Regions from separate parts of the Homo sapiens genome. Here region 2 is linked to region 1. A link is an interaction called in ENCODE POLR2A ChIA-PET data of the cell type or tissue named here. Cell type or tissue: Panc1. All regions are shown on one strand. Each heading gives the region's core, and the rest is flanking DNA. Links, peaks and the distances in the headings are about the cores only. Region 1 has its middle 30 kb from the start of NOA1. Region 2 holds the start of ARL9 (ARF like GTPase 9).

What was found. Peaks named below come from ENCODE experiments on the same cell type or tissue, not always from the same donor. Only the 100,000 strongest peaks of a DNase experiment are listed, where the experiment ranks them.
Region 2: POLR2A ChIA-PET joins it to region 1 with 12 read pairs; 2 of 35 experiments call an interaction of 5 or more read pairs at or near these places.

What each region holds. Positions count from the first base shown.
Region 1 is chr4:56,939,808-56,956,107 of GRCh38, forward strand. No RefSeq gene overlaps it. Among named protein-coding and RNA genes, the nearest start is that of NOA1, 30 kb to the right of the region's middle. In Panc1, for the core only: no CTCF peak of the experiment used is centred there; no DNase peak of the experiment used is centred there.
Region 2 is chr4:56,502,028-56,518,327 of GRCh38, forward strand. It overlaps SRP72 (signal recognition particle 72), which reads left to right. Exons shown (of 19, transcript NM_006947.4): 19 at 1-1,654. ARL9 (ARF like GTPase 9) reads left to right here and starts at 3,764. Exons shown (of 4, transcript NM_001363794.2): 1 at 3,764-4,114; 2 at 9,158-9,320. The coding sequence starts at 3,836. In Panc1, for the core only: no CTCF peak of the experiment used is centred there; no DNase peak of the experiment used is centred there; H3K4me3 peaks cover 1,328 bases; H3K27ac peaks cover 328 bases.

The sequences.
Region 1 (16,300 bases), core at 3,174-11,173:
ATTTTTTTCAACTTGGTTTTGAGAAAGGTTCAAGCTTACAGAGACATTGAAACACCTGGCCGAAAAATATATTTTTTTCAACTTTATTTTGAGAAAGGTTCAAGCTTATAGAGACACTGAAAGAATGGTATACTAGGATGGGCGTAGTGGCTCACGCCTGTAATCCCAGCACTTCGGGAGGCCAAGGCGGGCGGATCACCTGAGCTCAGGAGTTCAAGACCAGCATGGCCGACATGGTGTACCCCCCATCTCTACTAAAAATACAGAAGTTAGCCGGGCATGGTGGCACGCGCCTGTAATCCCAGCTACTCGGGAGGTTGAGGCAGGAGAATCGCTTGAACCCAGAGGCGGAGGTTGCAGTGAGCTGAGACCGTGCCATTGCACTTCAGCCTGGGTGACAGAGTGAGACTCTGTCTCAAAAAAGAAAAAAAAGAAAAAAGAAAACATACTCCTCAGTTGGATTCACCACTCACATTTGCTTTCTATATATTTATGTTATTTGCTAAACCACTAGAAATTCAGTTGCAGATATACCCTTTCTAAATATGTCATTTGTATCTCCTAAGGATAAGGGCATTTTCTTCTACAATTAGTATAATTAATTCGGGACATTGAAGATTAGTATTATTAAAAAAAAATTTTTTTTGAGACAGTCATCTAGCGCAATCTCGGCTCACTGCAACCTGCACCTCCCGGGTTCGGTTTCAAGCCATTCTTGTGCCTCAGCTTTCTGAGTAGCTGGGATTACAGACGCGTGCCACCACTCCTGGCTAATCTTTTATTTTTAGTAGAGACGGGGTTTCGCTATGTTGGCCAGACTCTGGAACTCCCGGCCTCAAGTGATCTGCTCACCTTGGCCTTCTAAAGTGCTGAGATTACAGGCGTGAGCCACCGCACCCAGCAAGATTAATGTAATGTTCTAGTATTAGTCTGTACAGATTGAGTATCCCTTAACCAAAAAGCTTGGGACTACAGTGTTTTGGATTTTGGATTTTTGAATATTTGCATTATACTTACCGGTTGAGCATCCCAAATCTGAAAATAAAAAATCTGAAATGGTCCAATTCAGATTTGGGATGCTCAACGAATGTCTTCAAACTGATAAATGTGTTGATACCTAATCCCCTCCATTTATTACCCATTGCACTTGTCACATTTCTTCAGTTTCCTTTAACTTGGAACAATTCCTTAGCCTTTGTCTTTAACAGTGACACTTTAAAGGGTGCACACCAGATGTTTAAAAAATGTCCCTTAGTTTTTTTCTGTTTCTTCCAGCTCCAGTTCAGGTTATGCATTTTGGCAAGGATACTTAACTCTGTTATATTACATGAGAAGGCACATGATGTCAGCTTATTCCAATATTTGTTGTGTTAGGTTGTTAAGGTGTTGTCTGCCAGATTTCTCTACTGTAAGGTTTCTTATAATTCTGTGGGAGTATACATTGAGTCTCCTTCCTCAACAAACCCACTGATTTTAACATCTGTTGGTTCTTGCTTGAATCAGTTATTACTGTCATACCTTATATATTAGCTGATAACTTCTCCAGTCAAGAAGAGCTTTCCCTTCTCTCATTTCTTTTATATCATATCTAATTTCTACACCAGTGTTGGTGTAGACTCAATTCTTAATTTGATTAATGTGTTATGACCCATGACAGTCATTCACTTTACCCCATTCAGCTGTTGGGGGCTGGGGTGCTCATCTCAGGTCCTTGAATGAGACTTTGTACAGTCTATTAATACACTGAAGGGTTCCAATCTGTGACCAACGATGTTCAAACTCAGCCACATCAAACGTCTGTATAAGTCATAACAGTACTATAAGATTTAAAATTTATGAAAGCTTGATGGAATACCTTAAGGGATAAACCGCAAATGGAAATTTACTAGTACTGAAGATTCTTCCAGAAGAGGCAATCTTAGAGAACAATATCCTAACTCTTTTATTAACTTTGAAATACCACAATTTTCATGTCTTCATTTATGTGCTCTAATTAGATAATGTTTAAGTCACAACTCACACAATTACGTGCTCAGAATTCATCTTGATTACAGCTCTCTTCCTACTAACTCTATTTAATTTGTTTCCTCTCCAGAATTAATCACTGTTAACTTGTTACTTACTTGTATATGCGGATTGAAATGCATGATTTCTCAACATGGAATCAGCATTTGCAGCCTAATGCGCTTATTTTTATTAATATCACACCTCTCACAACTTCATGCTGATCCACGTTCATGTTGTAGATTAAGTTATCTACTATTGTATTACTAAATCCTAAATGTTACAGGTTATTAAAAAATCAGATCTGGCCGGGCGCAGTTGCTCACGCTGTAATCTTAGCACTTTGGGAGGCTGACATGGGCAGATCACTTAATGTCGGGAGTTCAAGACCAGCCTAGCCAACACGGTGAAACCCCGTCTCTAATAAAAATACCAAAATTAGCCAGGTGTGGTGGCGCATGCCTGTAATCCCAGCTACTCGGGAGGCTGAGGCAGGAGAATCGCTTGAATCCAGGAGGTGGAGGTTGCAGTGAGCTGGGATTGCTCTACTACACTCCAGCCTGGGCAACAGAGTGATACTCCTCAAGGAAAAAAAAAAATCAGACCCCTATGTCTTTGAAATCTAGTAAGTTAGTGTAAGTCTAAAGTAATATCCATAAATATCATAATTTGTTATGGTCTTTTAAATATTCTCTTTTCCACTTAACATTTCCAAAATCAACATGATGTCCCTTAATATCTTATAAAGTCGAATTTTTTTTTTCTTTTCCCGACACAGAGTCTCGCTCTGTTGCCAAGGCTGGAGGGCAGTGGCATGATCTAGGCTCACTGCAACCTCCACCTCCCGGGTTCAAGCGATTCTCCTGCCTCAACCTCCCAAGTAGCTAGGATTACAGGCACCTGCACCACGCCCAGCTAATTTTTGTATTTTTAGTAGAGGTGGGGTTTCACCATGTTGGCCAGGATGGTCTTGAACTCCTGACCTCAGGTGATCCGCCCCTCTTCGGCCTCCCAAAGTGCTGGGATTACAGGTGTGAGCCATGGCCTAAAGTCGAATTTCTTTCTTTTTTTCTTTCTTTCTTTCTTTTTTTTTTTTTTTTTTGAGATGGAGTTTCGTTCTTGTTGCCCAGGCTGGAGTGCTGTGGCGCAATCTCGGCTCACCACAACCTCTGCCTGCCAGGTTCAAGCGATTCTCCTGCCTCAGCCTCCCAAGTAGCTGGGATTACAGGCATGCGCCACCACGCCAGGCTAATTTTTTATATTTTTAGTAGAGATGGGTTTTCTCCATGTTGGTCAGGCTGGTCTCGAACTCCCGACCTCAGGTGATCCGCCCCCCACGGCCTCCCAAAATGCTGGGATTACAGGTGTGAGCCACTGCGCCCGGCCCTAAAGTCGAATTTCTTAACATTTGATTCCTGAAAAAGGTGGTACAGAAATAAAATATCAGAGTAAAGAGATAGTTGGCACTAATAAAACGAAAAGCCAGCTGGTCAATAAAGCCCCATAATATTCCATTTATTTTTATTACAAATAGGACTGTAATTCCACAGCAGCATTGAAATGCCAAATGAATAATTACTAGAAGGTATCCAAAAAATTCTCTAGCACCCAAATCTCAAACTTGAAGAAGTAGCAAACTTAGCCTACAGAAATAAGAAGTCTGCATGTAAGCATTATTATGTAGGAAGTGATGTCTCTCACAGACTAACCTGTGTACCATTCTCTTGGTTACAAACAACAGCACACTATTTCTTCTCTTAAAGTCTTGTAGTCTATGGGGGAACTGTGTAGTGAACCATCCTGGTGACTCTGGTAAGGAGATTAATACTCTGACTTTCATGTGCATAGTCAGGAATGCTTTAGTTTACAGGATCAAATGTAGCTACACCTATGCCAGGAATAAAAGGCTCAATTTTGACAGTTTTATTTACTGACGATAAATGGGATGTTTGATACTGTTCTGCAATTTGTGAAACTATTAATTTGGAGATCTTTGTCAGTAAGGAGACCTTCATTCTTTAAACTACTGCATAACGTTTCATATTATGGATGTGTCTTAGTTCACTTTGTGCTGCTAAGACAATACCTGAGACGGAGTAACTTTTAAAGAACAGATTTCTGGCCGGGCTTGGTGGCTCATGCCTGTAATCCTAGCACTTTGGGAGGCCAAGGTGGGAGGATTGCTTGAGGCCAAGAGTTCAAGACCAATCTGGCCAACATAGTGAGACCCTGTCTCCATTTAAAAACAAAAAACCCCTCAAAAACAGAACTTTGGGGGACACATTCAAGCCATAGCACATAGCAGGATGTATCATGGGTTAATCATTTTAACATCTATTATTTCTGGGACATCCTTATTGTCAAAATTGGTTGACAGCGTATTTTGAGAGTGGAAGCCATGGTTAAGTGAATGGTTCACATACCCATAATTTATTTCTTACAACCCTACAAGTTATGTTTGTTCATCCCTGTGTTCTTTTTTTTTCCTTTTTTTTTTTTTTTTTTTTGAGACAAAGTCTCTTTCTGTTGCTCAGGCTGGAGTGCAGTGGCGTAATCTCAGCTCATTGCAACCACTGCCTCCCGAGTTCAAGTGATTCTTGTGCCTCAGCCCCCTGGAGTAGGTGGGATTACAGGCGTGGGCCACCACGCCTGGCTAATTTTTGTATTTTAGTAGAGACGAGGTTTCACCATGTTGGCCAGGCTGGTTTTGAACTCCTGTCGTCAGGTGATCCACCTGCCTTGGCCTCCCAAAGTGCTGGGATTACAGGCATGTGTCACCGCACCCGGTCTATCCTTGTGTTCTTAAGGTAGAACTACGTGGCTGGGCGCAGTGGCTCACGCCTGTAATCCCAGTACTTTGGGCGGCCGAGGCGGGTGGATCACGAAGTTAAGAGATTGAGACTATCCTGGCCAACATGGTGAAACCCCGTCTCTACTAAAAATACAAAAATTAGCTGGGCGTGGTGGCGTGCGCCTGTAGTCCCAGCCACTTGGGAGGCTGAGGCAGGAGAATAGCTTGAACCCGGGAGGCAGAGGTTGCAGTGAGCCGAGATCGCGCCACTGCACTCCAGCCTGGCAACAGAGCCAGACTGCGTCTCAAAAAAAAAAAAAGAACTACTTTCATATTTGCCAATAGTACCAAAGCTTTAGAGCCATTATGTTAAAAGTTTCTTTTTACACAGAAGGTGTATTTGCAATGTTTAATTCAGTGTTTATTAAAACAACAAACAATGAGTAACATCTTACTGGCTTCCCTCTATTATGACATCTAACCACCAGTTTAAATTTACTAAAGACTAGCTGGGCACAGTGGCTCACGCTTGTAATCCCAGCACTTTGGGAGGCCAAGGCAGGTGGATCACCTGAGGTCAGGAGTTCAAGATCAGCCTGGTCAACATGGTGAAACCCCATCTCTACTAAAAATGCAAAAATTAGCCAGGTGTTGTGGTGAGCACCTGTAGTCCCAGCTACTCAGGAGGCTGAGGCAGGAGAATCGCTTGAACCTGGGAGGTGGAGGTTGCAGTGAGCAGAGATTGCACCACTGCCCTCCAGCCTGGGTGACAACGCGAGGCTCCTCAAAAAATAAATAAATAAATTTACTAAAGACCATAAGAAGCTTACCAACACTTGGCAGATTAATTTCATCCTTTTGACAAAAGTAAATGTATAAAACAGTTGTACCCTGATTCTGCTTTATTTTTATTTTTTTATTTGAGAGAGAGCGTCTCACTCTGTTGCCCAGTCTGGAGTCAGTGGCTTGATCTCAGCTCACTGCAGCCTCAACAGCCCCCGGCTTAAATGATCCTCCCACCTCCACCTCCTGAGAAGCTGGGACTACAGGCATATGCCACCATGCCGGCTAATTTTCTTTATTATTTGTAGAGACAAGTTCTCACTGTGTTGCCCAGGCTGGTCTCAAACTCCTGGGCTCAAGCAATCTGCCCTCCTCGGCCTGCCAAAGTGCTATGATTACAGGTGTGAGCCACCATGCCCGGCCCTGATTCTACTTGTACAGAGAGATCTGAGATAGCATAAGCCAGCATTTTTAGATAAGCCACTCTATTCATTATGTGTGCAGTTCTTTACAACCGTAACGGAGGTGGGCGGATTACTTGGGCTCAGGGCGGATTACTTGGGCAACCAGCCTGGCCAACATGGCAAAACCCTGTCTCTACCAAAAAATACAAAAATTAGCCGGGCATGGTGGTGCATGCCTGTAGTCCCAGATACCTGGGAGGCTGAGGCGGGAGCATTGCTTGAACCCCGGGGGGTAAATGTTGCAGTGAGCTGAGATCACACCACTGCAGATCCTGGGCGACAAAGCTAGACCCCGTCTCAAAAAAAAAGAATACGTCTTAACGTTTTGGATTTGTTTGAAAATGTTCTTCGTTCTTGGGCCTGTGAGCCTGCTGTATTAATAGCCTTGCTATTTGTCTCAACTGATTCACTTATTAGAATATCACTTGAGTTGAAGACACTTGTAGTCGGCCAGTGTCTCTTGGTGTCCCAGAACCAATAACTGACTCTAGAAAGCAGGAAGCCGTGAGAGCAACAAATGTCCCCCAAATGGCTATCTGCTTGCTTGGTGTCCACTGGACCCTTGTGTTGTATTTTGCTTAATTTTAAATCTTTTAAAAATGTAAGCTGCTTTTTGTGCTGTCCTCTCCTGTTTCATGACCAGCCACAGCAGTAATAGCACTGATAGCAGTAATAGGCATAGGAATTTTCTTTCTTTCTTTTTTTTTTTTTTTTTTTTTGAGACGGAGTTTCCCTCTTGTTGCCCAGGCTGGAGTGCATTGGCACAATCTTGGCTCACTGCACTCTCCACCTCCTGGGTTCAAGCGATTCTCCTGCCTCAGCCTCCTGAGTAGCTGCGACTACAAGCATGCATCACCACGCACGGCTAATTTTTGTATTTTTTTTTTTTTTTTTTAGTAGAGATGGGGTTTCTCCATATTGGCCAGGCTGGCCTCAAACTCCTGACCTCAGGTGATCCGCCCTCCCAAAATGCGGGGATTACAGGTGTGAGCCACCGCGCCCAGCTGCATTTTCTGTCTTAATCCTGCACCTTTTGGGTGTTTTCCTCATCTGCAGGGCATGCCTGCGTGTATGCACGTGCGGGCACACACACGCGCGTGCACCTTTAAATTCTTCACTGAGGCTTGCTGGAGTTCTGTCTCTGGTGGGTAGATGGCTTACAGCAGGCAGCGCAAGATCCGTCCACCCCATTCAGATAAAGACAGGGATTTCAGGGCCGTGGTCCCTCAAGTCAATGAACTCCAGAGGAAAGGACTCTTCTGGAGATACCAGAAGACTCTGGTATGAGCAAAGCCCAGACTCTCCTGGGCTGTACTCATGTTACAAGAAAGGGATCCCCCAGCCTGGCCAGTACGGTGAAACCCCATCTCTAGTATAAATACAAAAATTAGCCGGGCGTGGTGGCCTTTGCCTGTAGTCCCAGCTACTCGGGAGGCTGAGGCAGGAGAATCGCTTGAACGTGGGAGGCGGAGGTTGCAGTGAGCCAAGATCGCGCCACTGCACTCTAGCCGGGGCAACAGAATGAGACGCTGTCTCAAAAAAAAAAAAAAAAAAAAAAAAAGGCGGTCCCGATCCAGACCCCAAGAGAGTGTTCTTGGATCTCGCGCAAGAAAGAATTCAGGGCAAGTCCGCAGTGAAAGCCAAGTTTATTAAGAGAGTAGACGAATAATGGCTGGGCGCAGTGGCTCACGTCTGTAATCCTAGCACTTTGGGAGGCCGAGGCGGGCGGATCCCGAGGTCAGAAGATTGAGACTATCCTGGCTAACATGGTGAAACCCCGTCTCTACTAAAATACAAAAAAATTAGCTGGGCGTGGTGGTGGGCGCCTGTAGTCCCAGCTACTCGGGAGGCTGAGGCAGGAGCATGGCGTGAACCCGGGGGACGGAGCTTGCAGTGAGCCAAGATTGCACTCTAGCCTGGGCTACAGAGCAAGACTCCGTTTCAAAAAAAAAAAAAAAAAAGTAGAGGAATAAAAGAATGGCTACTCCATAGACAAAGCAGCCCCAAGAGCTGTTGGTTGCCTATTTTTGTGGTTATTTCTTGATGACATGCTAAACAAGGGGCGAATTATTCATGCCTCCCCTTTTAGACTGTGTAAGGTAACTTCCTCACGTTTGTAAACTGTTATGGTGCTGGTTGGAGTGTAGCAGTGAGGACAACCAGAGGTCACTGTCGTCGCTAGTTTGGTTTTGGTGGGTTTTGGCCGGCTCCTTTACTGCGACCTGTTTTATCAGCAAGGTCTTTATGACCTGTAGTTTGTGCTGATCTCCCATCTCATCCTGTGACATAGATGCCTTAACTATTTGGCAATGCAGCACCTTAGGTTTTAGCTCATTTTACCCAGCTCCTATTTAAGATGGAATTGCTCTGGTTCACATTCCTCTGACATTTCCCCCGGCCCTTTTATAGGAGAACCCTTAATCCTAAAGGTTGCAGGGGGATTAAGATCTATCTTCTGTAACTTCTTCAGGCTGAATAGGGGGCGAAGATATTTCTGCCTAACTATGAGGGTCTCTTGCTAATTAGGGTAGAGAGGAGCTCAGTCAGAAAGCATCAGTATGGTAAGGTCCATTCATAACTCTTGAGTTTTGACAAAAGGTGATATCTGGAAGATTAGTGTTTAAGAAAATATTTAGTAAGCTTGTCCTGTATTCCTACACAAAGAGTATAACAGCAATATATTGCACAAGAGTAAAGCAAAATAAGTAAAGTTATTCCAAGTAAACTAAATTAGAAGGCTTTTCATGAACTGGGCAACTGTTGGAACTAAGCTGATACAGGGTTGTTAGCTGATTGTAATGTGTCCAGAATAAGAATATTGATCCAGATTTTTACATTACCCATCCTCTTGTTTCTTCAGAGCAGCAGTCAGAGATTACTGCTTGGTTCACAGGAATAAGCAACGTTAGCCTAAATCGCAGAAACAAACTTAAAAATAACTAATGAGACTAGAATTTAATAACAAGTGTAGCATAGTTCTTGAAACATAATATTTCTCTCCAGTTTCCTATTTTTACTAAAGAGAAATCATGATAAGACTGATTTGCTTTATTATACTTGGCCTGATTATATGTATAAAGTGCAGCAAGAATAATTATTTTTTACATAAGCTCTTTTTAAATTGGCTTTGATGGAACTCTGTTCCATAGAAGGAATTTCAGATAAGACTTTTTTTCTTTTTGCTATTAACTTTTTTTTTTTTTTTTTTTTTTACCATTCATTCAACTGTTTGCTCAGAGAGAAACCAGAAATCTGACTGGTAAGAAATTCTTATCTTTTTCCCGGGATGCCAGGCTTCTGGGTTCCCTTTCCCTGAGTGGCCCTAGTGATGTGGCTTGTGGCACCATCGCCCTGGGGGCCAAGCAGCATCATAAAGGTAAATTTTTTTTTTGTTCTGGCTAGAGCAAAATATGTGTGATAAAACATAGACATTAGCCATTCTGCTTAGCACCCAATATCAAACTGGCAAGGCTTAAATTTGCCCCTAGATGGACCCTGTCATCTTTTTTTCTCTTCTTTCTTTCCTTTTTTTTTTTTTTGACAGAGTCTTGCTCTGTCACCCAGGCTGGAGTGCAGTGGCATGATCTCAGCTCACTGCAACCTCCGCCTCCCAGGATCAAGTGATTCTCCTGCCTCAGCCTCTTGAGTAGCTGGGATTACAGTCACGTGCCACCACGCCTAGCTAATTTTTGTATTTTTAGTAGAGACAGGGCTTTACCATGTTGACCAGGCTGATCTCGAATGCCTGACATCGTGATCCACTCGCCTTGGCCTCCCAAAGTGCTGGGATTACAGGTGTGAGCCACCGCGGCCGGCAACCCTGTCATCCTTAATCCAGCCTCCGACTTGGAGTTTCAACACATGGACTCTGGGCAATATGGTTGCCCTGAGTAGCAGAAAAGATTAAAAAGAAAAAAAAAAGGGAAAGGAGAGAGAAAAAAGCATTGCCTGTGGCAGGGTGGGGAAGGCAAAATGCTCAGAGAGGCCAGAGAAAGACCCACCCATTGCAGCAACACTGAAAAGTTCAGGTGTCTGCGGCTGCTGTCATGAAGGTATCTTTTCCGGCAGTCGCATCAGCTCTCAAGTTTCCCCTTATAGGGAGGAAAAAGCTCCCCATGACCCACGATCCTGTACATACCTAATCCTGTCACCCACAGCCATCAGCAAAGAATGCAAGGCAGATTAATACAAAGAGCGTAGCCTGCAGTGCCAAACCCCTTTTAGTTGAGAGGTAGACTTTACTGAGAGGGGTCTCTAACCCCCTAAATCTTAGAAGGGACTCTAACCCGCTGTTAGTCAAGCATCCTTGCCTTTTATTAAGAGGGGCCTCTAAACTACTCTGTCTTAGGGGAGACTCTAACTCCCCTAAGTTGGGTCTCTAACCCAATCCCATTCTTTACCTGGGTACCCCACCACTTACCCAAAGTCGTCCAATCACTGCTGGAGTCTATTTCCTTTGGGTCAGGGGGTCTCCTCGGTATTGCCCCTTTTGTGGTTTGCAAGATAGATGTTACCAGACCCCACTACTTACCCAATGTTAGCCTTTGGGTCGGGAGTTCCTGCAGTATAGTCACTTCCCTGGTCACCAGAAAGATGTTACAGGACCCCAACATTCACCCAAAGGTAGCTGTTGGGTCAAGGTTTCTGCACTATAGTCTCTTCTGTGGTCACCAGAAATATGTTTCAGGAAAGGGGGTCCCGATCCAGGCCCCAAGAGAGGGTTCTTGGATCTCACGCAAGAAAGAATTCAGGGCGAGTCCACAATGCAAAGTGAAAGCAAGTTTATTAAGAAAGTAAAGGAGTTGGGCATGGTGGCTCACCCCTGTAATCCCAGCACTTTGGGAGGCTGAGATGGGTGGATCACTTGAGATCAGGAGTTCGAGACCAGCCTGGCCAACATGGTGAAACCCCGTCTCTACTAAAAATACAAAAATTAGCCTGGCATGGTGGTGCATGCCTGTAATCCCATCTGCTCGGGAGGCTGAGGCAGGAGAATTGCATGAACTCAGGAGGTGGATGTTGCAGTGAGCTGAGATCGTGCCACTGCACTCCAGCCTGGGTGACAAAGCAAGACTCTATCTCAAAAAAAAAAAAAAAAAAAAAAAAAGGAAAGGAATAAAAGAATGGCTACTCCATGGACAGAGCAGCCCCGAGAGCTACTGGTTCCCCATTTTTATGGTTATTCCTATGCCAAACAAGGGGTGGATTATTTATGCCTTCTCTTTTTGGACCATGTAGGGTAACTTCCTGATGTTGCTGTGGCATTTGTAAACTGTCATGGCGCTGGTGGGAGTGTAGCAGTGAGGATGACCAGAGGTTGCTCTCATCACCATTTTGGTTTTGGTTGATTTTGGCCGGCTCCTTTACTGCAACGTGTTTTATCAGCAAGGTCTTTATGACCTGTAATTTGTGCTGACCTCCTGTCTCATCCTGTGACTTAGAATGTCTTAACCATCTGGGAATGCAGCACTGTAGGTTTCAGCCTCATTTTACCCAGCTCCTATTTAAGATGAAGTTGCTCTGGTTCACACACCTCTGACATTCATACCTATGTGGGCAATGTGCCTTGTAGCAGAACCTGGAAAATCTCAAGATATTCCCTGAGACCTATGCAGATCCCCAGATTTCAAGTCTTGCCAGAATGCTTGATCACTTTCATTAGAGTAAGTGGCCTCTTCAAACTTAATAACCTTGTAAATATATGATGAAATTAATTCATAAAGCATTTAAAAATCACCTTTTGGCCAGGTGTGGTGGCTCATGCCTGTAATCCTAGCACTCTGGGAGGCCGAGGTGGGCAGATCACTTAAGGTCAGAAGTTAGAGACCAGCCTGGCCAACATACTGAAACCTCGTCTCTACTAAAAATACAAAAATTAGCCAGGCATGGTGGTACACGCCTGTAGTCCCAGTTACTCGGGAGGCTGAGGCAGAAAAATCGCTTGAACGAAGTGGAGGTTGCAGTGAGCCGAGATTGTGCCACTGCACTCCAGCCTGGGCGACAGAGCAAGACTCCATCTCAAAAAAAAAAATTGGCTTTACACCTTTTTGACCAATGTTTTTTTCATCTTGATAGTTTTTACACTAACTGATGGGGACAGTTCAAGTAGTTTCTTTTTGGATTTCAACACTATCACATCTCTAGATACCCCAATATAAGATTCTTTTTTTTTTTTTTTTTTGAGATGGAGTCTCGCTCTTTCACCCAGGCTGGAGTGCAGTGGCGCGATCTTGGCTCACTGCAAGCTCTGCCTCCTGGATTCACACCATTCTGCCTCAGCCCCCCAAGTAGCTGGGACTACAGGCACCCGCCACCGCGCCCGGCTAATTTTTTGTATTTTTAGTAAAGACGGGGTTTCACCGTGTTAGCCAGGATGGTCTTGATCTCCTGAACTCGTGATCCGCCCACCTCGGCCTCCCAAAGTGCTGGGATTACAGGCGTGAGCCACTGCACCCAGCCCCAATATAAGATTCTAGTAAAACATGGAGTTGAAGATGGATTTAGGAACAAAGGGACCTCCTATATGGTTCTCCTTGTTCCCTGCCTCCCCTTCTGTCTCAGTATGGGCCCAGTGTGCTCTGGCAGGACAAGCGGGTGTGGGGAGGGGAGGGATAGAGATGCGAAAATGCTGGCAGATGGCCACTGCTAAAAGGGGTTCTGAAATTACTTCCAGCCACACGGCCTCCCCACCTCTCTCCCTGGTTATGGAGCCAGGAAAAGAAACGAGTTTGTATGGCTTCAGGACCCTCAGCTTGAACTCTGCCTCAAACCCTTGTCCATTTTTCTTTCTTGGAGAGCAGTAGGATACTATTTTGAGACATGAAGGCCCTTCATTTCTGTGTTCTCATTACCTTCCCCATTACAGAGACTTCCCAGGTAGAGGACTTCCTAGGATAGCTTTCTTCTAGTATAAGTACTGGAGCTAGAGGGAGAGATAGCCCAGAATTGAGTCTGCATGGATTTTTTTTTTCATTGAAATTTACCCAAGTAATATGTACACATTAATAAGTAAAAACAAAATATTCCTAAAGGATTTATGATAAAATCAAAAGCTGAAAATCTCTCCCCACTTCTTTGCTCGTCATATAGCAGCTCTGTGTATCAGACTTCTGAGGTAAATTTAAATTAGGATAATATTTCTCTTTTTTTCTTTTCTTTTCTTTCTTTCTTTATTTTTTTTAAGACGGAGTTTCATCTTGTTGCCCAGGCTGGAGTGCAGTGGCGCAATCTTACCTCAACACAACCTCTACCTCCCAGGTTCAAGCGATTGTCCTGCCTCATCCTCCTGAGTAGCTGGGATTACAGGCATGCACTACCATGCCCAGCTACTTTTTATATTTTTAGTAGAGATGGGGTTTCACCATGTTGGTCAGGCTGGTCTCGAACTCCTGACCTTAGGTGATCCACCTGCCTCTGCCTCCCGAAGTGCTGGGATTACAGGCATGAGCCACTGTGCCTGGACTCAGTATTTCTTATTTGATAGATTTATATTGGATTTTTTTTTTTTTTTTTGAGATGGAGTCTCACTCTGTCGCCCAGGCTGGAGTGCAGTGGTGCAATCCCGGCTCACTGCAACCTCCACTTCCCAGGTTCCAGGTTCAAGCGAGTCTTCTGCCTCAGCCTCCTGAGTAGCTGGGACTACAGGCACACGCAACCACACCCAGCTAATTTTTGTATTTTTAGTAGAGGCGGGGTTTCACCATATTGGCCAGGCTGGTCTCGAACTCCTGACCTCGTGATCCACCCATCTTGGCCTCCCAAAGTGCTGGGATTAAAGGCTTGAGCCACCGTGCCCGGCCTGGATTCACTTTCTATAGGCCAATTAGATAGCACATTATATTTGTATTTTCTTCAGGGTGATCAACGCCAAAAGCTTGTGATGGATTAAAATAGCCACAAATTCCAGTACATGTTTGAATCTGTGCTGCCATTGTGACTTGCTTTGACCAATAAATGCAGCAGAAGTGGCACTGTGTGACTTTGAGCTTCGGCCTCCAGAGGCTTTGCAAGCTCTACTCTCAGGCTTTTTGTGAACACTGTCACCTTGTGAACAAGCTTGAACTAGCCTACTTGAGGATGAGACCCTTGGAAGAGAGAGTGATCAATGGAAAATGCCTCACTTGCTCAGCTGTTACAACCATCTCAGCTGAAACTCCTGTGCGTGAGGTCAGCCTGGCTGTGTGCTGTGTGCAAATGCATGTCGCCACAGAGCAGAAGTACCATTGAGCGGAGCCTAGATTAAGTTGCCAAACTAAAGAATGGGAGCAAATAATCGCTTGGTTCAAGTCACCAAGTTTCAGGGTGGTTTGTTATTCAGCAATAGATGTGGATATAAACCTAATCATGTCCTCAAACCTAGTTAATAAAAAAGAAGCATTTTCAACGAACAAATGAGCAACTGTACCTAGAAGTGACTTACTCCATGCCCAACGGGGGAGTTAGTGGGTACATGGGACAGTTACACATTGTTCTCCTTTGTTGAACAGTCTCTTGTCCACGTTCCCATGCTGAAAAATTTTAACACATTTCTCAGAATTAGCTTTACATAAAGCTTTATTTATCTAATGAAAAAGCTAGTGTTTCAGTAAAATACATCTTTTATCTGGTATTTTAAAGGAAAGCAGCCCCATTTCTTTAATTTGCCTTCCTGTTGAGTATTTCACCATAGTTTTTTTTTTTTTTTTTTTTTTTTAAAAGACAGAGATTCGCTCTTGTTGCCCAGGCGGGAGTGCAATGGCGCGATCTCAGCTCACTGCAACCTCCGCCTCCTGGGTTCAAGCGATTCTCCTGCCTCAGTCTCCCGAGTAAGCTGGGATTACAGGCGCCCGCCACCATGCCTGACTAATTTTGTATTTTTAATAGAGATGGGGTTTCTCCACATTGGTGAGGCTGGTCTCAAACTCCCAACCTCAGGTGATCTGTCTGCCTTGGCCTCCCAAAATGCTGGGATTACAGACGTGAGCCACCGTGCCCGGCCTCACCACAGAGTTTAAAGTCGAAGACAGGGAAAAAAAAGATAAATCTATTTAGGTCAAATGCTAAATGCTGAGCAAAACTTGCAATAATAGAAAGCTTTTAATTGGACAACCCAGTAACTCCTGTTTAGGGAAAGTCAGTAAGATGTAGCAAGAAACAGGCAACTGGATTGAGAGCTACACAAGTAGGAAAAGCAGGGGCATTTAAACAAGTTCAGGGCCAAATTATCAAATTGGTTTTTGAGGCTTTTTGATTTGCAAGTAAATGGGGATCACCGGTTCTAATCTCATGAGTAGGATTAGGATGAAAAATTACAGTCTCTTTTCTATGATAGTTTAGTGTAATTTTTGGATGTTTGCTTCCCAAATTTTCTGTATATCGAATTTACTATTTTCTTAATCAGAATTGTGGGTAAGGATTTCCATGCATGCTGTGATCTGTCCGTGGTACTTGGCAAGCTCATCAGCAATGTGAAAGATTCCCAGCCAGCCAGGGAAGCACAGTCCATTTAAAGCCATCTGAGGTGGTGAGAGAGCATGGAAATCAAACTGGGATACCTGTTTTGGTTTGGGCAGCAGTGCTGAAGTAAGACAGCAAGGGCACAGCACATTACACACACACACACACACACACACACACACACACACTGCTCTGAGACAAATGCTCAGGGAGAAATTATATATGGTAGAATTCAAAGGAAGCCAGAAGGAGATTAAGTGGTAGTTGTCCAGAATTCCCGAGAGAATTGTGCTATTATCTTTGAAGGTCTTCAAAGTAGGTTTCCTTCCTAAGGTTGAAAAATTCTCACCTTTAGATTTGTTGATGGGTTTTAGTATATAGAGGAATTACTGTGCAGTGGTTGAAGACATGGATATTGATGGAACTGTTCTTTTTTTTCTTTTTTTTGAGATGGAGTCTCACTCTGTTGCCCAGGCTGGAGTGCAGTGTTGTGATCTTGGCTCACTGCAACCTCTGCCTCCCGCGTTCAAGGGATTCTCCCTGCCTCAGCCTCATGAGTAGCTGGGATTACAGGTACCCGCCACTATGCCTGGTTAATTTTTGTATTTTTAGTAGAGACGTGGTTTCACCATCTTAGCCAGGCTGGTCTTGAACTCCTGACCTCATGATCCACCTGCCTCAGCCTCCCAAAGTGCTGGGATTACAGGCCACTGTGCCCGGCCAGAACTGTTCTATATTGTGATTATGGTGGTCATTAAACAAACATATACGTGTGATAAAATCCATAGAACTGTACATGAAAACAAAGTCTGTTATAATTAAA
Region 2 (16,300 bases), core at 220-8,219, 440 kb before region 1:
GAGATATGGCCTACTGGTTGCCTCATAGCTTTGTACAGATTATGAGGACTGAAAATAATTGGGCATTTACCCATCTTGGTATCTGTTGTATCCTTTATCTGTGTGTGCTGATTTGATCTTTTTTCAGTTTCACATACCTTATCTAAGGTTTCCCAGGATTTAAACAGAAACTACTTCTATGATTTCAGCTGGAGTCTGAAGATACTTGTTTCTGTTCAAGTCCCACTTTAAATTATGTCTTAGGAGACTGAAAGTGGAATCTTCTGAGCATTCCTAAATATCTGCTTAGAAATATCATGTGATAAAGAGGGACCTTCTTAATACACTGATGTTCTTCACTAAATGGATGGCCACAAGAAAAATAAAGTAAATGTCTTAAATAATTTAACCATAAATTTTCTGTCATGTGATACTGGAATATGGGATACTTTTCATGTTTATATATATATATATATGTATATATATATACATATATATATATATATAAACATGAAATATATATATATGGCTCCTTTGTGCCCCATGTCATTTTCAGATTATGGTAGCATGCTGATACAGCACCATGAAAGAACTCAAGGAAAATATATCAATGTAAGAAGTTCACTCTTAGACCCAGTGTTCTGAGGTCACATGGGTTTGGACTGTCTCAATCAGAAAGATTAATGACTGTTATCAAGAACATGAACATTGGCTTCCTCCATAGAGAAGAAATCAGTATCTGAGTTGCATACCAGGCAGTATTAAAATCTAACAGGTCTGTTTGGCCCATTGATAGATACTCAAATGGTGTCTCCTTCTGGTTATGGATTTTGACCATTGATTACCTTTCTCAATGTAATGAAGTATTTTACAGTCAATTTGTGGTGTAAATGTTGCTCTTGTCTTTCCTTGCTTACAAACTACTTTCACATTGAACAGCTGTGAGACAGACATATTGAGATGCCTGCCCTTGTTAGTATTCATTTTATGCTGCCCAAGATATCATTTAATTTAGACTTAACAAGTATTTCCTTGTGATTATATTACTCTGTCCTTGTTAATAAAGTGCTGCTGTGTTTGACTCTGAACATACTACCAAAACTTCTTCAAAGAGTTTTTTATGAAAGACTTTCCTCCTTTACAAGAAAGAAATGGGGTGCTGCCTTTCTGTTTAGTAAAAGCAGAATTTGCAGTGGCATCTAAAGAGATCTTTTTTAAATAAAAATTATGTATTGTGGCATAATCCTTTTTTTGAGCTCTACAGAGAACAGTCTTTTGGTAATAGTGGCAGGTATTTATTCCTTCTGAATATATACCCCATTATAGGAATAACTGTTACTTATTTAGGATTCCATCATTGAAAATTTTGACCCAAGGCACAGCAGTGAAATTTATAGTTCTCAATTTAGTTGTCATTATTGACAGGCATTGGTATTATTAGTCATTGCTAAGCAACTAAAACTTCATCAGTTCAAATAAGTTTTAATTGTCAAATGAAGTATAAACACATGAACTTTCTAGAAATATTTCCTCTTTTGGATAGGTCTTTAACCAGTTCATATATATACTTTGTCAAATATATGGATGTGTATGTGTACATTTATAAGAACCAGTATGGATACATCCATTCACTGTGGTACATTTTAAAATAAAATATTTTAGCAGTGAATATGGATTAAGGTGTTTTGGGTGTTGGCATTTTATGGAGGACTTCCTGGTTAGTATAACCAAGAATTTTCTTTTAAGCTGAGTATCAAAATTGTGTGTACTGTCCCTCTTAGCAAACCCATAAAACTAATCTAATGGGATTGAGAGAACCCCGTGTAAACTTACTGAAAATTCATCTTGGTGTGTGTATAAACAGAAGTAAACCTTTGAAAAAGTCATTAAGCATAGCAATTCCAATGCTATTGGGAACAGCCAACCTTAAATATCATTGCATCACTCAAGCCTTCTGGAACCTGCTATTCATTGTTCCTTACAAGTCTATTTGAAACAGATACAATGAAGGAAAATAAGTTTATTACATTGAAAAATAATTGTGGCCGGGCACGGTGGCTCGCACCTGTAATCCCAGCACTTTGGGAGGCCGAGGCGGGCAGATCACCTCAGGTCAGAAGTTCGAGACCAGCCTGACCAACGTGGAGAAACCCCATCTCTACTAAAAATACAAAATTAGCCAGGCATGGTGGCTCATGCCTGTAATCCCAGCTACGTGCGAGGCTGAGGCAAGAGAATCGCTTGAACCTGGGAGGTAGAGGTTGCAGTGAGCTGAGATCGGACCACTGCACTCCAGCCTGGGCAACAAGAGTGAAACTCCGTCTCAAAAAATAATTGTGCTGGACGGGTGCGGTGGCTCATGCCTGTAATCCCAGCACTTTGGGAGGCCCAATCAGGCGGATTACCTGAAGTCAGGAGTTCGAGACCAGCCTGGCCAACATGGTGAAACTCCGTCTCTACTAAAAATACAAAAATTAGCTGGGCATGGTGGCACATGCCTGTAATCCCAGCTACTCGGGAGGCTGAGGCAGGAGAATTGCTTGAACCCGGGAGGTGGAAGTTGTAGTGAGCCGAGATTGTGTCACTGCACTCCAGCCTGGCCGACAGAGCGAGACTGTCTCAAAAAATATATAATTGTGCTAAACTGAAATATACTAAAGAGTTCAGTTTAGCAAGATAAAAGGAACCCTCCAGATATTTCTTAGCCAGTTTGAGAAACAATACCACCTTTGAAAAGCCCTTCGTGTGCCTTATTTACCATTTATTAGATAATTAGAAGTGACTAGACTATTTGGTTTTGGTTTTAATACTGAGCATTACTAGCAGCTGTGATCCTGGCAGGCTATCTCCGAATAATTTTTTTTAAAGTGAAATACAGGCCGGGCACGGCGGCTTATGCCTATAATCCCAGCACTTTGGGAGGCAGAGGCGGGGAGGATCACTTGAGGTCAGGAGTTTGAAACCAGTCTGGCCAACATGGTGAAACCCCGTCGCTACTAAAAATACAAAAATTAGCCGGGCGTGGTGGCCCACGCCTGTAATCCCAGCTACTTGGGAGTCTGAGGCAGGAGAATCGCTTGAATCCGGGAGGCGGAGGTTGCTGTGAGCTGAGATCGCACCACTGCACTCCAGCCTGGGTGACAGAGACTCCGTCTCAAAAACAAAACAGGAACTTAAAACAATGGAACCCATTCACGTTCTTCTATTTGTCTTTAATAATCCTGGGTAATAGTCAACTAATAATCCTGGGTAGTAGTCTGGAGACACTCCTAGCGGAGTTTACTCGGGAGAGGGCGGAGAAATACATGACATGAGCAGTACAGGCTCATGGTTGGGAGCTGAGGGAAGGCTGAGAATCCTCCCGGAACCTCTGGATTCTGACGCCCCAGGGGTTCTTCACACAGGCTGGCCGGTCTCGGGATTGAAGCCGGAGACGTCAGACGCTAAGGTTGCTTAGACTGCGGCCCACGTGGAAGGCTCTTAGCCACCCTGCCTGGCCCGAGGTAATCGCGCTAGGGACGCTTTTTCTGCAGCAATGATATACCCCGCCGAACTGTCCCACGTCCTGGTTGGGACCTCTTGGTTTCGCTTGGCTGGGCTCAATCCATCCGTACGCCTCCGCCCTTCCCTCTTTGCGAACCCCTGCGGGTTCAGCGAATCGGCTGCAAGAAGCCCTGCATCCGCGAGGTAAGCGGCGGTTGGCGGCGGTGCCGGGGTTGGCAGCGCCCGCGGGTTGTCTACGCCGCGGGGCCTACGTCTCTGTCGGGCGTGCACCTCGGGAGCCACACCTGGGGCCCAGAGCCACCGCTCAGCACGCGGGCACGCGGCGGGAGGGAAGGAAACCGCGGCGCTGGGGATGGAGAGGGGGAAAGTGAAGAAGAAAGAGAAGGAAAAGGAGACGCAGGAGGAGAAAATCGGAGAAAAGGGTAGGGAAGAGAAAGTGAAAAGAAAGGAGGTGGAGCAGAAAATTAAACAAAAGCAAGAGAAGCAGGAGAGGAGAAAGGGAAAAGAGAAAGAGGAAAAGAGGACAAAGCAAGGGAAGGAGACAAACAAAGAGAAGGAACAATTTAAGGGACAAGAAGAGAAAGGGGAGAACAAGGACAGCACCTTGACAAGGACCCCGCTCGAGCCGCTGGTAAGAGACCCAGTGCCCAGGACCCCTTGCCCCAAGGCTTTTGTCGGCCGTTCAGACCCCAGCGCTGTCTCTGTTACGTCGGAGGCCCCCGACCGCGTGGGAGCGAATGGATCTCAACTGAGGGCTATTTACCTATGGATGAAAGAGATGCGCCAAACTTTGAACGACCCATCCCCTTTTCCCGGGCCCCCTGCCCACCCTAGCCCTTATCGCTACCCCTGTGTCTTAACCTCAGTCGGGTCTGTTGTTGAGGGACAAGAGATCTCGGTCTTCATGGGGACATGGGGAACGGCCCCTCTACTGCCCTTAGATCTGTCCAGCGCGCAACACTAGCGCACAGACCACCTGACCACATTTAGAAACCAGCCCCGAACCCTCCCCACACGCAGGCCCTCTTTGCATTGAATGCGTTCTTTGTCAGAAGGGGCAGGGTTCCTGAACGCAGGAGGTGTTTGGGGACGCTGCAGTTGTTTTCAGACCACCAGTACCATGAATGGATGGCGGAAAAGTTTTAACTGACAGGTCTTAGAAACTTGGCATTATTTGGGTCAGCTGAATGGTCTCTGTGCTCCTGGAGTTCCTGAGCTGGCTCCTTGGCTTAGAGCTGCGCTCTGGTTCTAAACAATTATGAATGATTAACACAGTTGTGTGTGTGTGTGTGTGTGTGTGTGTGTGTGTGTGTGTGTGTGTGTTCTTTTTTGAGACAGGGTCTTACTCTGCCTCTCAGGCTGGAGGGATCCTCCCACCTCAGCCTGGCACCGCCCCCATCTCCCAACCTCAGTGACTGGCACTACAGGCACACGCCACCATGTCCAGCTAATTTTTGTATTTTTGTGCAGAGCTGGAGTTTCGCCATGTAGCTCAGGCTGATCTCAAACTCCTGGGCTCCAGCAATCCGCCCGCCTCAGCCTCCCAAAGCGCTGGGATTACAGGCGTGAGCCACCACGGATTAACAGAGATTTGATCTCTGGTAAAACACAGACTACATAGACTCATATTTGGCTAAAGGAATAACTTTTGACAAAAACGGTGTTCAGAATCACATTTTGTGTCTGAACTGTTTTACAAATTCAGCTTTCCTTAGGAGAAGGTAAATGTGAGGAAGCCTGAATGCAGAATTTCTAGGTAGGATGGGCGTAGGGACAGCAACGTGGTTGGAAAGGGAACTGATATTTTTGTTTTTGTTTTTTTGAGACAGAGTCTGGCTCTGTCGCCCAGGCTTGAGTACAGTGGCGTGATCTCGGCTCACTGCAACCTCCACCTCCCAGGCTCAAGTCATCCTCCCACCTCAGCCTCCCAAGTAGCTGGGATTACAGGTGCACACCGCCGTGCCTAGCTAATTTCTGTATTTTTGGTAGAGATGGGGTTTCGCCATGTTGCCCAGGCTGGTCTTCAACTCCTGAGCTCAAGCGATCCACCCGCGTTGGCCTCCCAAAGTGCTGGGATTACAGGCATGAGCCACTGTGCCCGGCCTGGGAACTGCTTTTAATTCACACTATTTTATAGGGCCTAAGATGACATTAGTCTAGGTACCACTAAGAAAGAAAAAAAAGCCGGCGCAGTGGCTCACACCTGTAATCCCGGCACTTTGGGAGGCCAAGGTGGGTGGATCACCTGAGGTCAGGAGTTCCAGAACAGCCTAGCCAACATGGCAAAACCCCATCTCTACTAAAAATACAAAAAAAGTAGCTGGGCATGGTGGCATGTGCCTGTAATCCCAGCTACTCGGGAGGCTGAGGCAGGAAAATCGCGTGAACCTGGGAGGCAGAGGTTGTAGTGAGCCAAGATCGTGCCACTGCACTCCACAGAGAGAGATTCTGTATCAAAAAAAAAAAAAAAAAATTCTCCCAATCAAAATGTGACATACTCTCAATTGTCAAAGACATTCTAATTTCAGAGATATTAAAATGTGGAATGTGGGGGGAATATGTATCTTAGAATGAATGAAGTATGTTGGGGTAGGCTGAATAGGGCCTCTGGTGAAGACTGACAGGACACAATCCACTCTTGGCTGCCATTTCTTGGTGCCAGTATTGCTTTAAAACATGCAATTTTAAGCCATCCAATGAAGTCTCCCTTGCCCCTCTTCCTTACCTTGACACACTCTCAGAATGACATCATAACATTTAGATGCAAATGAAGGGAATGGAGAAGAGGCAGGGATGGAAGACATCTATGAAAATACAATTTAGTTTAAGAGCCATCAAAGATTTGCTCCAAGAACAAATACGTACATTTTTTCTTTTTCTTTTTTTTTTGAGACAGAGTTTCACTCATGTTGCCCAGGCTGGAGTGCAATGGCGCGATCTCAGCTCATTGCAACCTCCACCTCCCAGGTTCAAGTGATTGTCCTGCCTTACTTAGCCTCCCCAGTAGCTGGGATTACTGGCATTCGCCACCACGCCCGGCTAATTTTGTATTTTTACTAGAGACCGGATTTCACCATGTTGGTCAGGCTGGTCTCGAACTCCTGACCTCAGGTGATCCGCCCTCCTTGGCCTCCCAAAGTGCTGGGATTACAGGTAAGAGCCACCGCACCGGCCTACTTTTTTTCAAATTCTGTTATTCACTATATGGCCTTCATAAATCATGATCTCTGTACAAGTCTTTATTAGGCCAGACCTCAAAATATCTCATTTTCACATAGATGTTTCTAAAAAGAAAGTGGGACAGACATTCTAATGCTGTTTAAGATCACTTTTTTCTAGAAATCTAGTTTAAGTCTAATGTCAACATTTAGAGTTCAAGCAGAACAAACAGAAATGTATACGATTATTGTTATTTCTAAACCAGCGCCATTGAAGACAATTATTAGAGTTTTTTGTGCATAAGAAACTTCTTTAGTAGGATCTTTGAGAAGTAGAATTGAATTCCTATGAGCAGTCTGGCTATATTGTTGCTTATTTATTATTGTTTATGTTAAAGTTTACACCCTGGAAACCACCTTTCAGAGCACCCTGTACGATCTTCACACCAGCCTGCCCTTCTGTCCCTCAGTCATTTGCCATAAAAATTCTAAGGCTAATACGTTGATAGAATGCTTTTTTCTTTTTCTTTTTCTTTTTTTTGTTTTTTTTTTTTGGGATGGAGTCTGTATCACCCAGGCTGGAGTGCAGTGGTGTCATCTCAGCTCCTGCAACCTCCACCTCCCGGGTTCAAGCAATTCTCATGCCTCAGCCTCCCAAGTAGCTGGGATTACAGGCATATGCCACCATGCCCGGCTGATTTTTATATTTTTGGTAGAGACAGGGTTATGCCGTGATAGCCAGGCTGGTTCCAAACTCTTGGCCTCAAGCGATCCACCAGCGTCAGCCTCCTCAAGTGCTGGGATTACAGATGAGAGCCACGATGCCTGGACTAGAATGCTTCTTTCTAAGTTTACTTCAAGTTCATCAGTTTAGTTTTTTTTTTGAGACGTTGTCTTGCTCTGTTGCCCAGGCTGGAGTGCAATGGCGTGATCTCGGCTCACTGCAACCTCCGCCTCCAAGGTTCAAGCAATTCTCCTGCCTCAGCCTCCCAGATAGCTGGGATTACAGGCACCCACCACTGCACTGGGCTAATTTTTTTTTTTTTTTTTTTTTTTTAAGATGGAGCCTTGCTCTGTCGCCCAGGCTGGAGTGCAGTGGCACGATCTTGGCTCACTGCAACCTCCACCTCCTGGGTTCAAGCAATTCTCCTGCCTCAGCCTCCCGTGTAGCTGGGACTACAGGTGCCTGCCACCACGCCTGGCTAATTTTTTGTATTTTAAGTAGACACAGAGTTCCACCATATTGGCCAGGCTGGTTTCGAACTCCTGACCTCAGGTGATCTGCCTGCCTTGGCCTCCCAAGTTCATCTGTTTTTAAAACAAATACTCATTTGTGATTGAAACTGGCTTAATAATTTCTATAACCTTTTCATTTAATTGTGATACTTATATTAGAATTATAAGAGGGAGGCTGGGTGCGGTGGCTCATGCCTGTAATCCCAGCATTTTGGGAGGCCAAGGTGGGCAGATCACGAGGTCAGGAGTTCGAGACCAGCCTGACCAACATGGTGAAACCTCGTCTGTAGTAAAAATACAAATTGCGGAGCGTGGTGGCATGCTCCTGTAATCTCAGCTACTCGGGAGGCTGAGGCAGGAGAATCGCTTGAACCCAGGAGGCGGAGGTTGCAGTGAGCCGAGATCGTGCCACTGCACTCCAGCCTGGGTGACAGAGCAAGACTCCAACTCAAAAAAAAAAAAAAAAAGTATAAGAGGGAAACCTTGCCCTGAGATCTTACAATCTAGTTATTCAATTATGAAGACAGGAGAAATTAATAATTGAGACCTTAGATGCTTATGCACCGAGTGGCACAGTCAATACATGCACCACGGAGGTCCCAAGACCCCAAACAAAATGAATTCAGGTGCAGTCTCCAATTCATAGACACGAATTCAAGAAGCAAAATGAAGTCTGAGAATTGGTCCTGTAATCTATAGCACTGCTCATAAATGCTGATAGTATAGTATTTATTTGATAGACTGATCAGGAGGTGGGGGATAGAGGACGGATGTGAAATTAGTATCACATAATGAACAGCTCATTAGAAAATATTAACTAGTTGGTACTGTTTGTTCTAGACGTATAAAATATTCGTGAAGTTTTATCCCTTTTTTTTTTTTTTTGGAGACAGGGTCTCACTCTGTTCCCCAGGCTGGAGTTCAGTGTGTGATCTCAGCTCACTGCAACCTCTGCCTCCTGGGTTCAAGTGATTTTTGTGCCTCAGCCTCCCAAGTAGCTGGACTTACAGGTGCACGCCACCACACCTGGCTAATTTTTTGTATTTTTAGTATAGATGGGGTTTCACCATGTTGGCCAGGCTGGTCTGGAACTTCTGACCTCAAGAGATCCTCCTGCCTCGGCCTCCCAAAGTGCTGGGATTACAGGCGTGAGCCACCGCACCTGGCCCGTGGAGTTTTATTCTGGTTACAGTTCCAAGAATATTATTGGATTCTGCCAAGACCCAGAAAAATGAGCCCCTGATAGCATGGGCTTATTGATTTATCTTTTTGTTTCACAGGAGAAAAACAAGCAAATCCTAGTGCTGGGCCTGGATGGAGCAGGAAAAACCAGTGTCCTGCACTCTCTAGCTTCAAACAGAGTCCAGCACAGTGTGGCACCCACCCAAGGTTTCCATGCAGTTTGCATCAACACTGAAGACAGCCAGATGGAGTTCCTGGAGAGTAAGCTCTCTGTTCCTTAGTTATAAGATAGCCACATTTTATTGTCTCTTAAGCCAGATATGATGTTAGCAACATTGAGTCCTTGTGAAAACTAACACTGAATCAAATTTTCCTAGACTTTTAGAATGGATGTGTAGTTTAATACCCAGGTACACTGTGGGGGGAATCACTTTTTGCTTTTTTGATACTCTCCTTTTTACAGTAGTGGTGATAAAGGGGAATTTAGAGGAAGGCTTTAGCACTCACTCCTATAATCTCCTGTAATCATCCTTCTTCCCACACTACTGCAAATGAGCATGCAATCTAAGTGTAAGTACAGTGTGCTTGCTTCTCTGCAAATAAAATTATAGACAAGCTCCAAACCTCTTCTTCTAAATAGATGGCAGTCCACAGGCCCCTACTGGATAGTAATTCTGGAGTCACCACCTCTAAATATTACTGTCTCCTGAAGTTGGGTCAAGTCCTCTTGTCTTCTCTTTACACAGTCATCCATCCTCATGGCATTAAATACCATCTATATGCTAATGGCTCCCAAATTTATCTATCCAGCCCAAACATATCCAAGTCCTCTAAAACCTAACAAGGGAAAAACAAAATGCTTGATTTTTCCAATATCTGTTCTTTTTCCTTTAATCTTCTGGTCAGTAAATGGTTCCATACTCATCAAGTTGCTCTAGCCAGAAACCTGGGAGTCACCCTTGACTCCTCCTTTTGCATTCCCACCTCCAGTACACAAGTAAAACACTATGAATTTTGCTATCTCCAACGCATCTCTCAAATTCATTGGTTATATCCTTTGTACTGCCCCTATGCAAGTCGGAACCTCCATCATCTATTACTTAGATTATTATAGTCACCTTTTTACTTTGGCTTTTATCTGTTTACGAAGAGAAGTATTTTAACACATACTTTTAAGTACATCATTTGCTAATTTAAAACTCTTCTGTGGAGATCTCATCCTTGTAATAAAATCCAGAGTCTTTGTTATGACTCATGAGGCTCTTCATAAACTGCCTCCTCCCTAACCTTACCTCACCCCAGGCTTATTGTACTCCTTTCCTTCTCTCCTTTTAAAAGAGCTTTCTTGGGTGTGCCTTCTGTCAGAAATACTACTACCCCTGCTCTTCCCTTGATGGCTTGCTCCTTAGCCTTCAGGTATTAGCTTACATGGCCCCACAAAATCAATCATTCTTTTTTTTTTTTTTTTTTTGAGACAGAGTCCTGCTCTGTCACCCAGGCTGGAGTGCAGTGGCACGATCTCAGCTCACTGCAACCTCTGCCTCCTGGGTTCAAGCGATTCTCTTGCCTCAGTCTCCTGAGTAGCTGGGATTACAGGCACACACCATCATGCTCAGCTAGTTATTTTGTATTTTTAGTAGAGACGGGGTTTCACCATGTTGGCCAGGCTGGTCTCGAACTCCTGACCTCAGGTGATCCACCCACCTTAGCCTCCCAAAGTACTCAGATTCAGGTGTGAGCCACTGCGCCCAGCCCGTAAAATCATTCTTTCTAAGTATGTTCCCCAATGCTGTTTGCTTTCTCCATAAGGTTTTTAATAACATTCACTATTTATTTTTGTTTTTGATCTGTCCACCCAACTAGATGGTAACTTTTGCTATACTTGTTTTGTTCAACAATGCATACCCAATGTCTGGCAAATAGTACATATTCAACAAAAATGCATTAAGTGCCAACTGTGTTCCCGATTTTTATCATGATCATCAATATCCTGAAAAAGAACAGCAGTTTACGCTTGCAATCTTTGAGATTTAAAATGTGTATCTGCACAGTGGCTATATTAAGCCATCAATTTAGGTAAATTTTCATAATGCCACAGGGCAGAGCTTCTAAGGAGGCTTTTTTTTAGGATGCAGCATCCAGTGGTATTCAGTGATATAAATCTGTATGGGCTGTTATGCTGTTGTGTAACACTTGGAGTATGTTGGGGATTGGTGGGAGGTGAAGTTTCATTGTATAAGCCTATTCGTAGAAATGATATATTCACATATAATTTTGCCTATATCTCTTCATCAACATTCTACAGATCATCTCTAAAAAATTCTTGTAGTTTATGCACTAAAAAGTAGTGGCAAAAATAAATGGAGAGATTTCAGCTGCTATTATAGTTTTTGAAGGGCCTTCCTGTGACAAAACCACAAATCCTGGTTAAAATTTATTTTTTAAAGCATCGAAGAACTTGCAACAAGTTAGACAAATTTTCAAGGCTACCTGCTTTACTCTTCCTGCTCTTTCCCTCCTCCCAAAGAAAGAAAAATAAAACAACTCATGAGTTCAAACTGGAGTGGCAGCCACAGTAGATAAGCAAAGAGAAAAGTGGTGTTATCTAGAGGCACATACCAGTATTTAATCTGCAGTGGGCCTGAGACAAAATAGGAAAGAACTAACTAAGATGCCTGCATGACACGAGGGCCCCTGGAAGAGTGCTAACATGCTCCCAGTCAGTAGCTCCCCCAGTTTCTAATTCTGGAGCAAAGCCCCCCAATATTCTCATAAATTAAGATTAATCAAATATGAGTTCAGGCCAGGCATGGTGGCTCACACCTGTAATCCCAGCACTTTGAGAGGCCGGGGCAGGTGGATTACTTGAGTCCAGGAGTTTGAGAACAACCTGGGCAATATGGCAAAACCCCATCTATACAAAAAATATAAAAAATGAGCTGAGCATGGTGGTGCATGCCTGTAGTCCCAGCTACTCTGGAGGCTGAGGCAGGAGGATTGCTTGCGCCCAGAAGGCAGAAGTTGCAGTGAGCCATGATCACGCCACTGCATTCCAGCCTGGGCAACAAAGTGAAACCGTGTCTCAAAAAAGAAGATGACAAAATCTACTGATCAAAACTAGCATTTAAAGCATTTATAATCTTAAATGATTATAGCTGAAAGGAAAATAGCTGAACACTTATAGGTTAAATATGCAATGTAAATTAGGTAAAAGAACAACAGAATAAAACCAAAGAGGGTAGAGGGGGAGATAATAAAGACACGAAGCCAATGAAATTGATGAAGACACAGTAGCAAAGATCAGCAAAGTCAAAAGTTAGTTCCTTGAATAGATAAACAAAATAGACAAATTTCTGGTGAAATTCATTAAGGAAAATCTGGAAACCACATATAAATAATGTCATGAAGGAAAAAGAGCATATCATTGATTAGGATGACAAGAGTATAATACCTGTATTAACAAATTTGTACCAATAGATATAAAGTCCTGGATAAGTGGCAAAAATCCTCCAAACATGTGTCTTAGGAAAATGGACTCAATAAGAAATAGGAATATTGAATAATTTAAAACTTTTAAAGAAATCAATAGCGAAAAATCATCCTATAATGAAAAACACCAGATCAGTTTGTTTATAGGTGGGCTCTTATCAATCTTAATCTTACATAAATTCTTTCAGAGAATAGGGGAAAAAAAGAAATGCTCTCCAACTCACGGTATGAGGTCACTGTATATCCAAACCAGCAAAGATAGTATAAGAAATGGAAATGTAGAAATCTGAACAAAATTGTAGTAAACTAAATTCAGTTAACATATTAAAGAGATAATGTATCACTAGATGAGTTTCTTCAAGAATGAAAGGTTGGTTTAACATTTGAAAAATAGCCAGGTGTGGTGGCTTATGCCTGTAACTCCAGCACTTTGGGAGGCCAAGGGGGCGGATCACTCACCTAAAGTCAGGAGTTCAAGATCAACCTGGCCCAACATGGTGAAACCCTGTCTCTACTAAAAATACAAAAATTAGCCGGGCATGGTGGCAGGTGCCTGTAATCCCAGCTACTCAGGAGGCTGAAGCAGAAGAATTGCTTCAACCCAGGTGGTGGAGATTGCAGTGGGCTGAGATTGTGCCACTGCACTCCATCCAGTCTGGATGACAAGAGCAAAACTCCATCTCAAAAAAAAAAAAAAAAATTTGAAAAAAATATGTCATTCACCACTTTATCCATCAAAGTAAAAAACATAATCACCTTAATATAAGCAGAAAAAAATCTGCTAAATTCAGTTTCCATTTATGATAAAAATTCTTAATAAGCTAAAAATAAATGGGAATTCCTTAACCTACCAAAACCTCAGAAAACTTTACTCCTAAACAGAAAGTACTAAATGTTAGAAGTACTTTCATTCAACATTATACAGGAGGGTCTAGTCAGTTTGAGAAAAAGAAATAAAAGGCGTAAGAATTAGAGAGGAAGAAATAAAACAGTACTTATTTACAAATGATATAATTGTCTTCAAAGAAAGCCTAAAACACCCTTCAAATTATTAGAAATTATAACAGCTTGGCAAGACAACTGTATATAAAAATATAAAATTAATTGTATTTCTGTTATGCAGCAGCATGTAGCCATTTTCAATAGCAACAAAAGATAGGAATAAATCAAACAAAAAAAGTGTCTATCTATAAAGAGAAAATGTGTAGATGTCATTGAAATCAAAAGACCTAAATAGAGACATAATACAGTTTTCATGAATAGGTAGACATTATATCAAAAGAATTAATTCTCCCCAAATTGACGTTTAGATACAATTCAATTCCAATCAATAGCTCAACAAGATTTTTTAAAAAGAGTTTGACAAGCTGAGGCTAAAATTTACATGGGTGAGCAAAGGGGTAAAGAAAGCCAAGACACTCTTGTAGAAATTAATAAGAAGGATGGACTTGTCCTGTCAAGTATCAAATCTTATTATAAAGATATGAAACTAAAATGCGTGGTGTTGGCACAAGAATAAACAAAACGACCAAAGGAACAGACTAGAGAGTCCACTGGGGAAACTATTCAATAAATGGTGCAGGGACCACATGGAATAAAGATGAAATTAGTTTCCTGCCTCCTATGCATACAAATGTATACATCAATTTCCGATGGATAAAAGCCAAATGTAAAAAGCTTTGTGGAGAAAATATAGACTATCCTTATGACTTCAGGATAGAGAAAGATTTTTTAAACAGGATACAAAAAATAATAACCATAAGAAAGATGGATAAATTTAACTACATTAAAATGGAAAACATCTGTTCATTAAAAAGATGCCACAAAATAGGGGAAGATACATGCAACACATCCAAGCAAATGCCTAGTGTCCAGAATATATAAAGAACTCCTACAAATAAAGACAACATAAAAACATTGGCAAAAGACGTGAATAACATTTCACATAAATTAGAAGTGAACATATGAAAAATACTCCACTTGATCAGTAAGTAGAATTCAAATTAGGCAAAAAAAAAAAAAAAAAAGAAAAAGAAAAAGAAATCTGATAATATCAAGTTTTGAAGAGGATGCAGCTGGGTGCAGTGGCTCACACCTGTAATCCCAGCACTTTGGGAAGCCAAGGTGGGTGGATCACTGGAGTTCAAGGGTTCAAGACCAGCCTGGGTGACATGGCGAAACCCAGCTCTACAGAAAATACAAAATTAGCCAAGCATGGTGGCTCGTGCTTGTAGTCCCAGCTACTGGTGAGGCTGAGAAAGGAGGATCGCTTGAGCCCAGAAGGCAGAGGTTGCAGTGAGTGGAGATTGCACCACTGCCCTCCAGCCTGGATGACAGAGCACAACCTTGTCTCAAGGAAAAAATAAAATAAAAATAAAAAGAGGATGTGGATGTAGAGGAAACTTACTGGCTATTAGCTGTTGGCAGAGTGTGTATTGGTACCAACTTCTTTGGAAAACAATTTGGTGTATTTGGCATTAGTTACATGCTTAGATACAAGGAGAAACTCTTGCTTGTATGGACCTCAGGAGACAAATACAAAAATGTTTAGAGCAGCATTGTTTATTGTAGCAAGAAATGAGGAACAACTCAAACGTCCACTGATGTTTAAACTATGTGTGTTAAAACCATATGAGTTACACAGCACTATTTTAACAAATTAAAAACAGAAAATACTTCAAGGAATGACTAGCCTACCTCTATAGAAAGGAAGCCAAAGGAAAGGCAAAGATCCTTTCTTGTTAGCATTTAAAATACTTTTTGTTAAGTTCTTGAAACAGAGGTCCAAAAAGTTTTTCTGTCAAGAACTACATAGGAACTAATTTATGCTTTGCAGGCCACATGCTCTCTGTTGCAACCACTCAACTCTGTCTTGAGAAAGCAGTCATAGACAATATGTTGTATATATATGTCAGTGTTACTATAAAAGTTTATTTCTGGGCACCAAAATCTAAATTTGATATAATAGTCCTGTGTTAGAAAATGTTATTCTGTCTTTTTTTTTCTCCAAAATTTAGACATGTAAAAGCTATTTTTACCTAGCGAGCTGTACAAAAATAGGCAGTTGGTCAGATTTGAACTGTGGGCCATGGTTTGCCAATACTCCTCCTAGGACAAAAATAAAATCCATTGTATATATGTTATTATCATTAACCAAAAAGTTTATTCCGTGAAGAATCAGCAGGATGAAGTAATCAAAAGGCATTTTTTTTTTCTGAAGCAAATATTCCTGAATACCCACAGGATCATATTAACTCAATGCAATATTAAGAGGAGAAGTTACTTCTGGGATTTTGACAAAGGAAAAAAATTGTGCAAGTGAGACTAGCCAATGAATTCAGTTCATTTAAAAATTATTTTAATGTGTATTTTAGCCTACCATCCTTTCCATTCTTAATTATTTTAGTAGCATACTCCCATTTTCTTTTTCTTTTCTTTTTTTTTAGATAGATGGGGGTCTCACTCTGGAGTGTGGTGGCGCAAACACAGCTCATTGTAGCCCTGTTCACACCACTGCACTTCCTGGGCTCAAGTGATCCTCCCACTTCAACCTCTCTAGTCGGTAGCACCACAGGCATGCACCATAGGCATGCACCATAGGCATGCACCACCACACCGGCTCATTTTTTAGTTTTTATTTTTGTAGAGACAGGGCCTCACCCTGTCGCCCAGGCTGGTCTTGAACTATTGGGCTCAAACAGTCCTCCTGCCTCAGCCTCCCAAAATGTTGGGATTACAGGCGTGAGCAACTG